Regions from separate parts of the Mus musculus genome. Here region 1 is linked to region 2. The links are chromatin loops, found by intact Hi-C in ENCODE. Cell type or tissue: heart. All regions are shown on one strand. Each heading gives the region's core, and the rest is flanking DNA. Links, peaks and the distances in the headings are about the cores only. Region 1 overlaps Spata13 (spermatogenesis associated 13). Region 2 holds the start of C1qtnf9 (C1q and tumor necrosis factor related protein 9).

Region 1 (8,334 bases), core at 308-8,307, 60 kb before region 2:
GGAGGAGGTGGGGCTCGGGACGCCGCACCCGGCCACGACCACTGTCTGACTATGGCCAGCTGGCCGGCAGAAGCTTGTCCATTCCTGAAGATGCCATTGCTGCAGACCCTCCAGATGAGGACCACGTGGACAGGATGCACCCAGCAAGTGTGACTACCACCAGCCAGGATCCATGCGCCCCCTCAGGCTCTTGCAGGGGAGGCCGGAGAAGGCGACCTATATCTGTGATTGGAGGGGTCAGCTTCTATGGCAACACCCAGGTAGAGGATGTGGAGAACCTCTTGGTCCAAGTAAGAGCTGGTTTCTTCAACCATGGCCAGCAGAGACGCTCAGCTCCCTGCCTCTGTCCTCCCTGCAGACTAAACTGGACACTGCTTTTCCTTCTGGAGGGGGACATACCTCCTCACTCCTTTTCTTCCTGACTTTGAAACCTACTTGGATCCACACTAACAGTCCGCTCTCTCATCATCTGCTTTCTATTCTCCTTTCCTGGAGCCTCAGCTCACAGCACAGACTTGCCATTAGTCTGAAAAGCCCTGAGACCTGAGCCGGGGGGGCCATAGCCTGGCTTTATCTGGTTTACTTCCTGAGGGGAGTGATTTTCGAAAGACTTAAGTGGTCCGTTATTAGAATGCAAACATAGGAACAAAGTAAAGATGAAAGAGAAGGGACTGGGGTGGGGGGTTGGCGGGGTGGATGTAGCTCAGTGATAGCATTTGTCTTCATGCAGGAAGACCTGTGTTCCTCCCATCCATCCCCCAAAACAAAGCAGAGGACCATGAGAGGAGAACTAACTTCTCTGTCTTCTAAAATCACGTCTGTCCCCAGTGATTAATCACCAACCATTCCTAGAACGGACCCAGGCTCGGAACATCCTGGGCGAGCTCTCTACCATAAAGCAACACCACCTTGCCTTGTTCTGCTTTTGGGTTGCAGGTTAGACCATCAACACCATTGGCCCCCAGCACATCTGGCAAGGATTTCTTAAGTGCCTAGTGAGCACTTTAAGGTTATGGAATATTCATGTAAAGGCTCTATCTTGGTGAAAGTCAAACTTCTTTGCTTAGCTGTGCCAACTAACTCATGAGCATACTCATACGGTCATGGAATAGTTTATATAATAACTTATATGCTCAGTTTCATATTGAAAACCTGCGAGGTGCTTTCTTAAATTACCTGTAAAATTCTCTGGGGCGGGGGTGGGGGGAGAAATTCTATATTGGGCTTGGGCTGTGTGTTAAAGTTTTTCCTGCCAAGCTCAGCACAATGTCCTGCTTGTAGCAAACACTCTAAAACCCTTGCTTAAGTCAGTTGAGTTGAATTCTTCAAGTAAAGTTATAAGGCCAGTGTGGTGGCACACAGCTGTGACCCCAGCTCTTGTGAGAAGGAAGTGGGGGGGGGGGTGAGGAATTCAAGTCCGTTCAGCCAAGGGAGACTATTGTGGGTTATGAGACCATGCCTCAGAGACAAGCAAAAGACACAAGCAAAAGTGAAGTTAAAGATATGACAAGGTCTTTAAGATCCTTTTGTTTTCAGGTGCTCCACTTGTTGGGAAATATTTCTAACTAAACTAAAGCAAACTGTAATGTATCTAAATGCAAGGCACAGTTGAGGCAAGGATAGTCAGAGATACTTAGAACACACTTTGTTTCGGATCGTCAAAATAGTATTGTGCCCCAGACATGGTGCTTGTGCCTATAATTCTAGAATTCAGGATGCTGAGGCAGAGAACTTGGGGGATTGAGGCCAGCCTGGTCTACAAAGTGAGACCCTAGTATACACCCTAAAAAGCCCAGGAGGGGAGACAGCTCATTAGTAGGGGAGACAGTTCTTATTCCTCTTATAGAACACCCATATGAAGCAGCTCACTTACACCTTTAACTGCAGTACAAAGGGATCAGACACCCTCTTTGGGCCTCTGCAGGTACCCACTCATATGTCTGTCTGTCTCTGTCTCTCTGTCTCTCTCTCCCCCTCTCTCTCATACACCCAAACTATGTAAGATAAAAAACAATTTTAGTGAATTATTTATTTTAACTTTATGAGCATTGGTGTTTTGCTTGCATGTATGCCAGTGTGAGGGTGTCAGATCCCCTGGGACTGGAGTTACAAATAGTTGTGAGCTGCCATGTAGGTGCTAGGAATTAAATCCAGGTCCTCTGGTAGAACAGCTAGCACTCTTAATCCTGAGCCTCCTCTCCAGCCTCCTAAATAAGTTCTTTTTAAATAAAAGCTGTCACTGGAGATCTGTGACCATGCCTGTGTGCTGTGGTCCTGCCCTTGCATCCTCGGATGCTGCTATGGTCACCGTGCTTTCCTAACTGTCGCTCACAGCTCTGCTGCTGCCTCAGCCTTCCTCTCCCTCAGAGGCCTCTCTTTCTCTCCCTGTTCCCCACCGGCATGTCTCTCACAAGTAGGAAGAAGTGTGACAGAGCCAGCTTTGAAGCTGCCTGTTGGAACTTTAGAACAGCCTATTGCTACAGAGCTTGGTGCAGCATACAGCTGCTGGCGGGGGTTTGAAGAAGACACTCCACATCTGCCAGTGGCTTCAAGGCGAGAACACAGAACTGTTTTGTGGCTCGCAGGAGCTGAGACTTCCTGGCACCTTCTCACAGCTTCTCACTTCCTTTCACAGCCAGCAGCCAGGCCTCCTGTGCCTGCACACCAAGTTCCACCCTACAAGGCTGTGTCTGCCCGCCTCCGGCCCTTCACCTTCTCTCAGAGCACTCCCATCGGGCTGGACCGCGTGGGGCGGCGACGGCAGATGAAAACATCCAATGGTGAGTCTTGGGGCTTCCTGGAATCTTTTGTCTGGGACCAGGGAGCCTGAGGCACCAAGGGATTCTGCACTTTTCCCATCTTGTGGCCAGGGCAGTGTGGAAGTTATTATCTGGGTTACTCAGGATTTCAAACTCCTGTCAAGTCTGCATGTCTCTTGAGTTGCTGCAGAGCCATGCCAGGGTAAACCGATGACCAGGCTAGAGACCTAAGGTTCTGGTGTGGAGGGTAGTTTTTTGGTTTTTTGAGGATGCAGGAATGGGGAGCTGAACCTCGCCTGGCTTCTGCCAGCCTCAGGGCTCCCTGGCTGGCCCATGCAGCCTGTCTCCACCTGCACACTCTGTGACATTCGCCCTGTTGCAAATGTGCCTTCTTTTGTAAGGACATCCGTCTCAAGTGGGCCCCTTCCCCACCCCAAGGCCCTCATCCTAACTCGCCACCTGCAAAGACCGTGTTTCCATCTAGGTCACAATTAGGGGTCTGGAGCAGGGATGCCACCATCATTTGGGGGTTCAGGTCAATCAAAAGTGCTTTAGCGAATTGTCCCGATGTCTATCATGCCTGCATGTGCTCAGATACCAACAAGGATCAGAAAGGCATGGAAAACACTAGGTTATGAGGAACAGAGGGGGTCTCTCCTCAGCCTTCACATACAGCCAAGAAGCCTGTTTCATGGTCTATGTGACTTTTTTTTTTTAATTTATAAAGAAAAACAGAGACAAACCTCTTAGGGTTCTTTGTTTGAAAACAGTAAAACTAACTGACTAGTTTAAGAAAAAAGGGTGTTGGGGTGCATTCATTTGGTGGGGTGCTGGCCCAGCACTCACAAAGCCCTGAGCTTAAACCCTAATGTAAAACGGCGCAGAGTGGAACATGCCGGGAGTCTCAGTACTTGGGAGATGGAAGCAGGAAAACCAGAAGTTCAGGGTCCTCCTCAGTTACAAGTGTGGGGCTAACTTGGGCTACGTGAGACTCTGAATTGAAAGGAAAAAGAAAAGATGGCGTGGTGGTACACGCCTTTAACCCCAACACTTAGACAGATCTTTGAGTTTATGGCCGGTCTGATCTATAGAGCTAGTTCTAGAACAGCCGGGGCTATACAGAAAAGCCTCATCTAGAAAAACCATAGAGGGAGAGAGGGAGAGGGAGAAAAAAAGGGGGGAATGAATTAGGAAGGTGTTGGGTGCTCCCATATAAAACATTGAGGATAATACGATAGCTCCTGGTAGTCACAGAAGGTTGGGCATGGTTCCACCAGGAGAAGGGGAAAGGCTAGCCTGCCCTACTCTACTCTCCAGTTGTACTTGCAAGAGTCAGGATCCCAGGAGGGAATCTCCAGCCACTTGAGCCCAGTGGCCTGTTCATGGTGTAGGTGGTGGGGCAAGGTCAAGGTCTGGGAGTCCGTTTGTGGGCTCCGCATTTGGACAGGGGTTTAGCCCCCTGCCGTCAGTGTTAGTACAGGAGAAGGGTAGGCCTCGCTCCCAGAGGTGACACCCAGAGGTGACAGAGCTCCTCCATCCCTTAAAGCTCTGTGAGAGGGGAATGATTGGCAGGGAACTGTTGGCTAGGACAGGGGCATCGTGAAGGAGAAGACAGCAAGGTGGGGTATGCCCATGGCCAAACCTACACTGCTATACCTATACCATTTACACAGTTAATCCACTGGAAATAGTGAGAAGAGTTATATCTTCAATGAATATGCCCAGACTCCTCTCCGTTGAGCATGAACCCAGGGTCTCACATGCTCCGTGTTCCAGCTCCACCCTTTTCATGACCTACGCACTAGACTTGAGCAAGTGTGCACATGCTGTTTACATTGTACAAGTTTTGTGAGTCATCTAGAGATGATTGCGAGTATTCAGGAGAATGTATATGTTATATGCTAAGGCAACTATTTTAAGTAAAGGGGCTTGAGTATCCACAGAGGAGCTTGTCATCCAAAGGACCCTCGGATACAGAGGGGTACTGTACACTCCAGCATTTGAATGGCTTCCTGGTAGGATTCCCTAAGTCACTAGTGCTCGCAAGAAAATGAGGAGGGGTGGGGGAGGACAGGAAGGGGCAGGAGTGACCCTGAGTAGTCACCAGAACCTGGGTGATGAGGAAGAGTGAGTGAGGTCCCCTGGAGCAGCAGCAGATGTTCCACCAAGGTTAGCAAGGAGATCAGAGTGACTGTGCTCAGGAGACATGGACAGAAGAGGGCACTGTGGTCAGGGGTAGTAGCTAAATGGAAGGCAACTCATTCCTGAGGACCAGGGCTTCTGAGTACGATGTGGACCCATTGCCAATTGGAAAATGGTGGGTTCAAGTTTGTGCTCCAATTAAAAACAAGACAGAGCTGGATGTGGTAGAACACCCCTTTAATCCCAGCCCTAGGAAGGCAGAGGCAGGTGGATCGGAGCTTGGGGACACCCTGGTGTACAGAGCAAGTTCCAGGACAGCCAGGACAACACAGAGAAATCCTGTCTTGAAAAACAAAAGAAAAGCAAAACCTCTTTGTGTGTGTGTGTGTGTGTGTGTGTGTGTGTGTGTGTGTGTTGAGCGTCTGAGGGCACAGATATGTCATAGGATGTCTAGGGCGGTGGCTCCTGATTTGTGCTTTGGAAGGGAGAATGGCCTATGTATGTGGTGGTGCAATGTCTGTAATCTCAGGAGGCCAAGTTAGCCAAATTAGCTTGGGCCTCACTGTGATTTCCAGGTTCGCCTGAAAATCCTAAAGATGAATAAAAAAGATTAAAATCAGAGAGAACGAAGGAACAAAGCACGTATAGTAGCTTGGAGTAAGGCAAACAAAGAGAAGATGGATATGAGGCTGCTCTATGAGTCCTACCGAGTATCCTCAGTGTTAGTGACCACAAAGGCCACCCACAGTTCCCACGGGTGTTCATTTCCCTGACGCAAGAGGAACTCGAAATGACTAGCTCCGGCTTTGTCTGACTCTGTGGCTAGAACTGGGATGTGCCATGGAAGGACTTCTTTTGGAGATGAAATTCCGTTTTGCCAGAGCAGTGCTTCTGGGAGGAAAATGTTTTGCAAGTGCGCTGTGGAGTAAGAGAGTAGCTGCTTCTGTGTTTACCCATGGTTTCCAGCTGTGGCTTAGCATCCCTCGGTGACATGAGTCACAGGTTCACAGCATGTGCCCCTGCAGGGTATCATGGCAGCACCAGGGTGTGTCCCCGGGTTTCCTAGGCAATTGAGTTACATTGAGGTGGTGTTAGATGTGACCCAGTCACTGGGAAGTTCTAGGTGGCATCTAGGAGATGCCATGGCTGTCTGGGAGCCTCTGGTGAGGCCAGAGAGGGGCATGAATAATCTGTGTCCAGCACAAGTGGCTTTTTCAGGGAGGACAAATCATTGCCCACTTCTTTTATAAAAATGTCCATTGTAATAAGCTTACCACAAGTAGCTATCTGGTTCCTACAGAGAACCGTATCATTAACCCTGATGAGGGCAGGCCCTGTGGTCTAGCTCAGACTGGACATCCTTTCTGCAGCCATGGCCTGGTGGGTGTTTTGTTTCATCCTGAGTCCACTGCATCAAGATAAGTAGAGAAGGGGCTGCAGAGATGGCTCAGCGGTTAAGAGCACTGACTACTCTTCCAAAGGTCCTGAGTTCAATTCCCAGCAACCACATGGTGACTCACAACCATCTGTAATGGGATCTGATGCCCTCTTCTGGAGTGCATGGAGACAGCTACAGTGTACTTACATATAATAAATAAATAAGTCTTTTTTTAAAAAGTACAGAAGATGAGCCAATGTGTGCACCGTGAGCATCATGCCCATGTGGCTATTAAGCAGCATCTTTTGCATTTCACTTTGTAAGCTTTTCAGGGTCTTCTGATATGTCTTTCATACCCTTGGCCCCATACCAAGGCATAGTCACCTTCTGCTCTCCCCTCCTTCCTCTAGCTATCCAGTCAAGCCATCGGCTCTCCAGCATGCATGCTTGCAAGCTCACTCTCTCTAAAGAGTTAAAAAGCAATTCTTCCACAGAGAGTGACTCTGTCCTGGGTGGAGGTAAATGAGAGAAGCCTGTCAGCAGCAAAAGGACTAGAGTTTCTGTGCAAAGATGACCTGCTCCTTCTCGATGCAGGAGTCTGGGTTTCCCTGTCACAATGGCTGATGCACAGATTTTCTGCTTCATTAGTCAAATGATCTCTTAATGTTAGGGACCCCAAGATCAGGGAGGCATAACCAGAGACTTCATGGGTCAGGTTATGACCTTCCTGCCCAACACAGCAACTACCTAACAGGTGCTTGCTTCACTTGCATAGCCTTTTGGGTCTCCATGGCAACTAAAGCATCTCTGGTTTAAATGCCTAATGGTCCATAGCTTCTAGAAGCTGCCAACATGCTCACTTGCTGACTTGTGGCTCCTGATAGACCATTTCCTACCTCACTGCCTAGTTAGAGAACCTTTCTTTCTAGATGCTAAGATGTTATATTAGTTACTTTTATGATGCAATGATAAAATAAGCAATTTATGGAAGTTTGTTATGGCTTACTGTTCTAGAGGGATAAGAGTCCAGCCTGAGAGATGTGGGAGATTGGGGGTTGGGGGCAAGCTTGGCAGCAAGCAGCATCCATGGCAGCAGGAGCAGGAAGCTGACAGCTCAGATCTTCAAACACAAAGTAGAGTGAATTGGAACTGGGGCAAGGCAGTTAACTCAGGCTTTGCCCATGCTGTACTTCCTCGAACAAGGCTACACCATCTTCTCAAATAGTACGACCAACTGGGCACCAAGTTCTTCAAGAACATGAGCCTATGAGTGAACACTGTCCATTCTAACCACTACATTCCACTACCTGGCCCCTGTAGACTCACAATCATATCAAATGCAAAATGCGTATGGCCCCAAAGTCCTTTAGTCTAAGCACTGTTTAAAAGTCCAAGTTCAAAGTCTCTTTGGGGAGTCAAGGGTTTTGGGTTTTTTGTTGTTGTTGTTTTGTTTTTTGTTTTTTTCAAGACAGGGATTCTCTGGGTAGTCCTGGAACTTACTCTGTAGACCATACAGAGATCCAGCTGCCCCTGCCTCCAAGTGTTGGGGTTAAAGGTATGTTCCATCACCACTTGGCTTCAAGGTAATCTCTTTATGTGATTTTTTTTAAGATTTCTTTATTATTATATCTAAGTACATTGTAGCTGTCTTCAGACACCCAGAAGAGGGCGTCAGATCTCATTACGGGTGGTTGTGAGCCACCATGTGGTTGCTGGGATTTGAACTCAGGACCTTCGGAAGAGCAGTCAGTGCTCTTAACCCCTGAGCCATCTCTCCAGCCCTCAAGGTAATCTCTTAACTGTGACCTTACACACACACACACACACACACACACACACACACACACACATAAGCAAAGTAGACAGTTTCAACAGATAGTGGCACAGAAGGTCCATTCTGTGCTGGTTAGTTTTGCCAGCTTGACACAAACCTAGACATAGCTGGGAAGAGGAATTGAGAAAATGCCTCCGTAAGATTCACCTGCAGGCAAGTCTGTAAGGTATTCACTGTAGGCAATGCTGTCCCTGTGCAGGTCCTAGATGGTATAAGGAAGC
Region 2 (8,334 bases), core at 179-8,178:
ACCCCATCCCCAGATGGCCACTGAGGGTGAGCTCCTGCCCTTCAGAACAGAACAGTATCCTTATGCTCTTGAAACCGCTGCACGTTTGCCTGACCGTTAAGACACTTGTCAGGAGAAGCTACAGAGCCTCCGAGTGCTCCTCGGTGGGCTGAAGGTCAGGGAAAGGATAGACAGAGTCCTCATCTGCTCCATGCCTGGTCTAAACTCACAGATAACGAAGCTGGTAACTTGCCGCATCCTCTGCACCAAAAGCTGAAGTCCGGGGTTCCTGGAAGAGAAGAGTAATTGTCAGGTCCGAAAGGAACCTCGGTTTCCCAAAAAAGCTGTGGGTAACCCCGAGATGGCAGCGTTTGCTCAGCTACATTTGCTCAGCTCAGGCTGAACTATAGACAGAGCAGTGTTCCTCAGGAACCCATGAAAGGGGCTTCTATCTGGTGGAAAGGGCCCCGTCCCTCAGCATGTATTTGTGGTTGTGTATCCTTCAGTTCCACTCCGCATGTACCTGACACATTTCAAGACCCACACTCGCTAGCATCCTGTCCTCACCTCCTCTAAGTTCTCAGGCTGATCTAGTTCCCTCCCTCAGCTGCTTGTCCTCGTAGAGCCCTACTTCTCTAGTGCTGGGCCATGGGCTTCTTTTTCTCGCTGCTCTAGGCTCTTAAGATGCCTCTGGCTATTCTCCTTTCACACCTGTAGTAGAAACCTTTCTAGCTAGGGAGCCATTTCAGTGGATTATTCACTGCACCCCCACTTACAGCAGTGACCATGAGCAGAGACTCAAACAGACTTCCTGGGTTTCTTCTCTCTGTGTAGCTTGTCCAGGAATTTGCTCTGCAGACCAGGCTAGCCTCAAAGTCACAGAGGTCTACCTACCTCTGCTTCCAGAGTGCTGGAATTTATTTATTTATTTACTTACTTACTTACTTATAGCTGGACTGAACCCAGGGTCTTGTGCTTACTAGACAGGTGCTCTACCACCGACCTAAATACCCAAACTGGAGAAGATAACTTTATTTTACTGTTTGGTATATTTAAAGGACAGAGCAGGGTCACTGGGAGCGTCAGGCCTTATCGAGAGCTTTAGGAGTCACAAGGGTGCTCAGAGCTGCTTCATGAACCATCCTACCCCCCATAGCATAGCAGAAGGCCTTTTCCTCCCGACTGGAAGTGCCCTGCAGTATTCTGCACAGACGTGAATGCCAATGGGAGGGTTAACTGAATCCAAGGTTGCTCTTAAATGTAGTTTTATCCTTAATGAGAGTCCCAGGCAACAGTGACTGTAATCATTAAAAGTTCTAAGTAAACAAAGGGAATTCTGCTGCTCTGTGCTGCAAAGACCGCAGGTTACAGTCACGGTCCTCCTCGTTGTTACATTTACGCCCGTTTCCTCACCCCTGATGGACTCAAGGCCGAGGAGAGGGCTGTTCACAATAAGGAAAGAAGCCTGTAGTGGGGACCTCTTCTCCCACATTCCACCTGCTGGCACAAAGGACAGAGAAGAAAAGGACAAAGTTGTCCATACCTGGGCTGCTGTGAAGGGAGGCTACTGGACCCTAGTGTCGCTGTGATTTTTTTTCCTGAAGCTAATCCAAGACATCTTGTGCCTCCCTCCGTCCCCTCCCCTTCCTGCTATTTTGCACTTAGGTTCACTGGGGAGTTCTATGGCAGGAAGGCTTGATTTTATTAACAGTGAGAGGGTTCCCTGTTTGCACAGTGCCAGGATCCAGCCTGCAACTCCTGGGCTCAGGTAAGTGCACTAAAGGATATTTTTTCACATTCAGCACCCGGGTTCTGAGGTAGCCACGTGTGGTATAAAGCCCTGGGTAAGAACAGAGATAATCTGCTTCTTAAACTTTTTTTCTAAAGGACAAACCAGGTGCGGTGGTTCATGCCTGTAATGTCACACTGTGTAATGTAATGACACAAAAGGTTTGGGCTACAGAGTAAGTTCCAGGACAGACAGCCTGGGCTATAGTATGAGACTGTCAGACAGACACACAGACACACACAGACATGCACAGAGACACACATACACATAGGAAGGGAAATGAGGAAGGGAGGGAAGGAGTGAGGGAGGGAGAGAGAAAGGGGGAAGAGAGAGAGAGAGAAAGAGAGAGAGAGAGAGAGAGAGAGAGAGAGGAGAAGAGAAGAAGGAGGAGGAGGAGGAGAAGAAGGAGAAGGAGAAGAGAAGATAGAAAAGCAGAGAATTTCATCTGCCAGAATTTTGCACTACTGGCCTAGGAAGAGGCATTTTAAAAAAAAAAAAACAGGATAAATCACAAAAATAACAGACCTTTCTAGAAAAGCTTATAGATCATCAGCTACACATTTAATGAGTGTTTTAATAGTTGTGTATATGCTGATTTATATGGTCTATAAAAACAATATATGTTGAAGAAAAGATGCCTACTGTAACATTGTATCAAATACATGGGAGAAATAAATGAAGCCAACTTAGTGTAAGGAATGTCACCGGGCAGTCTTACACTCAAGCAAGCTGAGCCTTAGCAAAGATGGCTCGCAAGCTGGCCTGGTGAAGCAGACCTGTCCCCAGCACTTGGAGTGCTGGGGCAGGACCATGAGTTCTAAGCCGGTCTGAGCTGCATAGAGAGACCCTGACTGGGAAAAGTGTTCCCTTGATTTCTGTTAAATGTTCGTGTGTGGGGTCTGCATAAGGATTATGAAGTGTTTGCGGGGGGGGGGGGGGCATAAGGAACCTGGAATGTTTGAGAACACATGGCTGTAAATTAGAGAAAATCAGAAGAGGTACCAAAAATGGCTTTTTAAAAAAAAAAAACAATGTGTGTGGGTGTTATGCCTGCACTGTGTGTACCACACTGGGAGCCAGGAAAGGGCGTCTCATCGTCTACAAGGGCTTCGAGAGCCTCCTGGTACTGGAAGATCAGCCATTTCTCCACCCACTAAGTGGCTTTTCATGGAGAAGGTGGGAAGTGAGGCAGAACACCGGTAAAGCCCGGAAAAGTCAATCTAGGGTCTACCAGTGGCTTCTGCACCCAGCAGCAGGAGTGACGACTGCAGAGAACTCACTGGGTTGGCGCTAAGAAAACTCAGCTGCCTGAAGTGGAGTGGCCTTGTGACTGAGGGAAACCTTGGGAAACACTTTCAGTATCCCATCATTCTCTGCAGCTTTCACCAGAGGGCGACATCATCTTTTGGATGTCAGTGTCTAGCTACAGAGGGGCTGGAGAGATGGCTCAGGGATGGAGCCCCAGGGGGAGTAGAGTTCATTTCTCAGCACCCACATCTGGTGGCCTGTAACACCAGCTCCAGCAATGTCTGATGCTCCGGCCTCAAAGGGTTTTTATGTTTGTGTGTTATGTGTGTGTGTGTGTGTGTGTGTGTGTGTGTGTGTGTGTGTGTGTATGTGCACACACACAATTAAGAAAAATAAATAGCTACAAATGTGTAACCAGCACTACAAAGACATCTTTCCTCACAGGAAAGCCTCTTACTACATCATTCTATACATTAACATGTTTGCCTATTTGCATACATTTCTAGTTTTTTATAATATACATACATTAACATCCTCATAATGTGCCTGATTTTAAAAATGTTAAACCTGTGTGTGTGTGTGTGTGTGTGCGCGCGCGCGCACCTGCGAGTTGTATGAATGTCCTCAGAGGCCAGAAAGGGGACTCCAATCTCCTGTAGCTGAAGCTATAGGTAGCTACCTCCTGTGGGTGCTGAGAGCTGAAGGCCAGTCCTCCACAAGAGCACTGCGTGAACTTAGCTGCTGAGCCATCTCTCCAGCCCGATTTTAGTTCTTTTTGTTTGGCTGGGTCTTTTGAGACAGAGTCTCATCTGTACCCAAGCTGGTCTTGAACTCACCATCCTTCTGCCTTCATGCATCTTTTACATATTTCACTGACCTTCATGATATTCTCAGCACTTACGCACTGGTCTACTTCCCAAGGCTATTCTCAAGCATTACATATTGTGCCCTTTTCCACCTTAGCAGAAAATACTGCAGTTACCGTTGGCACACAGATCTTTGCTGTATTATGAATAACTGCAGAGATGGTACTACTGGATCAAAGAGACAGACACCCTGCTTTTTGCCATTACAGAGGATTGTGGACATCTACATTGCTGGCCACAGTACATAGGATCTGGGGTCTGATGGGTTGCATTAACCCATGTGTTCTTTGGTTTGGTGGGGGAGGGATGCGTTGCTCTTTAAATATTAAAAGAGCTGCCATCACATAGTCCTTGTATCCACCTGTCACTGCCCAGCCTCCTGCTCGGTACTAAATATCAGGGACTGGGGACGTAACTCTCAAAGTACAGCCAGGTGAGCTTTTGAGTCCCATGACTTTGTATCAAACGCAACGCCCCTGCCAGGCAGGTCCTGGGGGACAGATGGTATGACACTTTGCACACTCACAGGGATCCTCAGCTCGATCTGGAATCCCACCCATTCAAATCTCAAAGACTCAAGCCCCTGCAGGGGCTTGCATGCTGATCCTGTTATGGGGAGCAGTTTGCCTACTGATCTTGCCCAGATCTCAGCTCCAACCTGAGGCTGAAGACATTTAATGTTTTGTTGTTTTTATTGTGATAAAATACATAATAAGATATATAATAGGCTCAAACTTACTAGTCTAACTAATTTAAGTGTATGGTTGAATAGCAGTAGATACAGTCACACCATCCTGAAACCATCGCCGTCATTGACCTGCAGAGGTCTCATCTTCCACTGAACAGCGCCCCCTCCCTTCAGCTCCCGGCACCTGCCATATTGCTTTGCTCCATGATTTGGATCACTTCGCATACATACCAGATCTGTCTTTCAGTCCCAGAATGTCACCACCTAATGTCCTGGAGGGGACCAGGATTTCCTGCTTTTCTGGGGCCGAATGACATGCCACTGTATTTATATACTACGTATTCTTTAACTGCTCATCCACGGATGTGCATGTGGCCTGCTCCCCCTAGTGGCTGCCAAGAATATTGCTGCCAGGAACCCCAAGCATAGTCAAACCTTTGTTGTTGTTGTTTTGTTTTGCTTTGTTTTGTTTTTTATTCCCAGGAATAGAGTTGCTAGGTCAGATGGTAATTTCACGTGGCTTTTTATTTTTAGTGTGAATTTTCATGTATATTGTGGTCAAATGTGGTCTTTATACTAGCCCCATGGGATAAGAAAGCATTTTTCTGTGGCTTAAAAAAGTAGCTTGCTCAAATTGAAACAATACATAGGAGAGTCTCCTGACCTCAAAACTTGGCTTCCACATTTATTGACCATTAAAAATGGTCCCAACCATGTGTTGCCATCTAAGAACAATGTCCCTTCCTTCCTTCCTTCCTTCCTTCCTTCCTTCCTTCCTCCCCCCATCTTTCTTTCCTTCCTTTCTTCCTTCCTTCCTTCCTTCCTTCCTTCCTTCCTTCCTCTCTCTCTCTCTCTCTCTCTCTCTCTCTCTCTCTCTCTCTCTTTCTTTCTTTCTTTCTTTCTTTCTTTTGCAACAATGGGGTCTCAGCACATAACTGAATACTGTTTTGACCCGGAACTTGTGATTTCTCTCTCAGCCTTCTGAGTGCTGGGATAACAGTTGGGTGCCATTATGCCAGGCTTTGCAACAAGCTTCTTCTAGTCCAGGTTGGTCAGCTACCTGGTCTCTGGTTTTCTCCTGCCCTGTTCATCTGACGCAGTAAGATCTGGTTCAGGCCTTTGTCAGTGCAGAGACAGGAGGCCCTGTCACTCCTCAGCACCTCTGTCCTTGCTGAGAGACCAAAACCTGTCTCATTGAAGAAATGAGAGGCAGTGTTCATGCCCAGCAACTGTACCTGCACCCAGGGGCTATACATCCTTCAGTTTCTGTTTTCCCTCTTTCAGTTGAGACCCTGTGGTCTGACCATGAGGATTTGGTGGCTTCTGCTGGTTATGGGTGCATGCACGAGAAGTGTATTCTCCCAGGACACCTGCCGGCAAGGGCACTCCGGCATCCCTGGGAATCCAGGTCACAATGGCCTACCTGGAAGAGATGGACGAGATGGTGCCAAGGGTGACAAAGGAGACGCAGGTACTTGACACTTGCTGCTTCTTATGGCCTTCTTCTATCCCTTCAGTCACCCACCTGCCACTGGTATACTGTTCCACCTGCCCACTGAGCCCTCACCCACCAATGTGCCCTGCAGGTGCTGAATGAAGTGCAGGGCAAGGTCAACTGCACCCCACCCCCACAGGCTTCTCGTCGACAGCAGATGACTGTTAACAAGTGTTCCTACAAAACAGGCAGAAACACAGAGTGGGATACTGCGGGTGTGATGCATCATTAGTATCATGAGATCAGTGGAGCAATCTGATGGCTAAGGACAGAGGCAACCCCCATGCACAGGGAGAAGGCCCACAGTGGACGCCTATAGCCATAGAAAGCACAGAACCCTACCCATGTCTTGCTTCCTCCTATATATGCATCATCTATGATAATGTTTAATTTCTACACTAGGTAAGGAATAATTAACCATTAATAATAAAAAAGATTAAGGATTACATTTTAAAGTTCCCAGCATCAATTTTTCTTACACTTAGAGAAATTTATTGTTACAGTTAAGGTTATGTTGCCATCAGCATTGTGAGGTTGCCTTGGACATTTGAATATCTGAGATGGCTGCAAAGTGACTGACAAGGAGGTAGCATATGGCTTCCCAGGAGCTGTGGCCATGGCATGTACCACCATGTCTGGGTCAGTGTTTAGTTTTGAATGTATGAAGGATTTTAATATGATTTATTTATTTATATAAATTCTTAGTGTATGATTGCTCTGTCTGCATGTAGACCTGCATGTCAGAAGAGGGCATCAGACCCCTTTATAGATGGCCTTTTGTACCATGTACGTGCTGGGAATTGAACTTAGGACCTCTGGAAGAACAGCCAGTGCTTTTAACCACTGAGCCATCTCACCAGCTCTGAATATATAAAGTTTTAATGTTTATTATCAGATATTTTGTACACATGAAGCAGAGGGGTGATTACAAGATAAATCAAGAGGAATATACCTCAACCTGGTATGCCAACTTTGTTTACTTCTCCCTTTGCAAACATTTCTCCATCTTTCTTGGTTGTTAATCCCTCCACCCTTTAAAAAAGGTTTTTTTTTTTTAGATATTTAAATATTTCTTATGTGTATGGATGTTCTTTTCTGCATGCATATTTAGGCACCACATGTTTGCAGTGCCCTCAGAGGCCAGAAGAGGGGGCATTGAGCCATCTGGCTGTAGCCCCAATGTGGGTGTTGGGAATTGAATCTGGGTACTCTGGAAGAGCAGCCAGTGCTGTTAGGATGAGTTCAATTCTAACTCGTTCTCCCCTTCTCTCCCTCCCTCCATCCGTCTCTCCATAGAGTTGCATGTAGCACAAGCTGGCTTCAAACTTGATATGTACTCAAAGACATACTTGAACTCTTTATCCTCTTGCCTTTGTCTAATGAGTCCTGGGATTATAGGCGTGTACCACTCACTGTACTTGGCTCAAAATCTATCTATCTATCTATCTATCTATCTATCTATCTATCTATCTATCTATCTATCTATCTATCTCATCTATCTATCCATTCATCTCTCTTTCCCTGTCTCTCTCTCTCTCTCCTTCCATCTTTTCCTCTCACTGGTGGTGGTGGTGGTGGTGGTGGTGGTGGTGGTGGTGGTGGTGGTGGTGGTGTGTGCGTGCGTGCGTGCGTGCGTGCGTGCGTGCGTGCGTGCGTGTGTGTGTGTGTGTGTGTGTGTGTGTGTGTATGTGTACATCATTTTTAGGTATCTCCCTCTATTCTGCTCAGCTTTACAGAGGGCAGGGTCTTCTGCAGTACCTGAAGCTTTCATGTGGACCAAGCTGGCTGACTGGCTAGCGAATCCTCACGACCCCCGTTACCTCCCCCCGCACCCCCCCACTCCCTGCGTTCCAGTCCTCGAATAGCTATGCTCGAGTTTTTACATGGGTGGTGGGGATTTGAACTCCAGTCCCTTGCCACAGACCACCCCAGTCGAGTATGGGGGTCCCTGGAATGAGGGTCCTTGAAGCTAGGTGGGTAAGGATTCGGTGGTGACAAACAGAAACAAACACAGAGGCAGTTTGAATCTGAGTGTATTTTGCAGCTCTCAAGCAGGGGATTTAATACATTAAAAAACCAAACATTACACCTCTTAGAAACTGCATCCAGTGAGACAATCACAGATACCAACAAAAATCATTTGGCACAGTAAAGCGCAAAAATCATCCAACCATTACAACTCTGAAACTATGTATTCAGTGAATCACAATCAGAACAGGTAAGATCATTATAAATCATCAAAATAGAACAATTCTAAAAGGATGTATTC

Evidence for each region. Peaks named below come from ENCODE experiments on the same cell type or tissue, not always from the same donor. Only the 100,000 strongest peaks of a DNase experiment are listed, where the experiment ranks them.
Region 1: a loop joins it to region 2, with 9 times the contacts of the local background. A loop is called at or near these places in 18 of 42 quality-filtered maps.

The regions. Positions count from the first base shown.
Region 1 is chr14:60,706,790-60,715,123 of GRCm38, forward strand. Spata13 (spermatogenesis associated 13) reads left to right here. Exons shown (of 13, transcript NM_001033272.2): 3 at 1-290; 4 at 2,636-2,780. Among named protein-coding and RNA genes, the nearest start is that of Gm41165, 27 kb to the left of the region's middle. In heart, for the core only: a CTCF peak has its summit at 4,966 (motif pointing right); a DNase peak (open chromatin) is centred at 2,632; H3K27ac peaks cover 1,128 bases.
Region 2 is chr14:60,766,422-60,774,755 of GRCm38, forward strand. It overlaps C1qtnf9 (C1q and tumor necrosis factor related protein 9), which reads left to right and starts at 1,713. Exons shown (of 4, transcript NM_183175.4): 1 at 1,713-1,747; 2 at 5,855-6,041. The coding sequence starts at 5,876. Gm34997 (a long non-coding RNA gene) reads right to left here and starts at 1,622. Exons shown (of 3, transcript XR_383477.4): 1 at 1,523-1,622; 2 at 210-268. In heart, for the core only: CTCF peaks have their summits at 3,141 (motif pointing right), 4,851 and 7,207; DNase peaks (open chromatin) are centred at 1,610, 3,100 and 4,800; H3K4me3 peaks cover 395 bases; H3K27ac peaks cover 578 bases.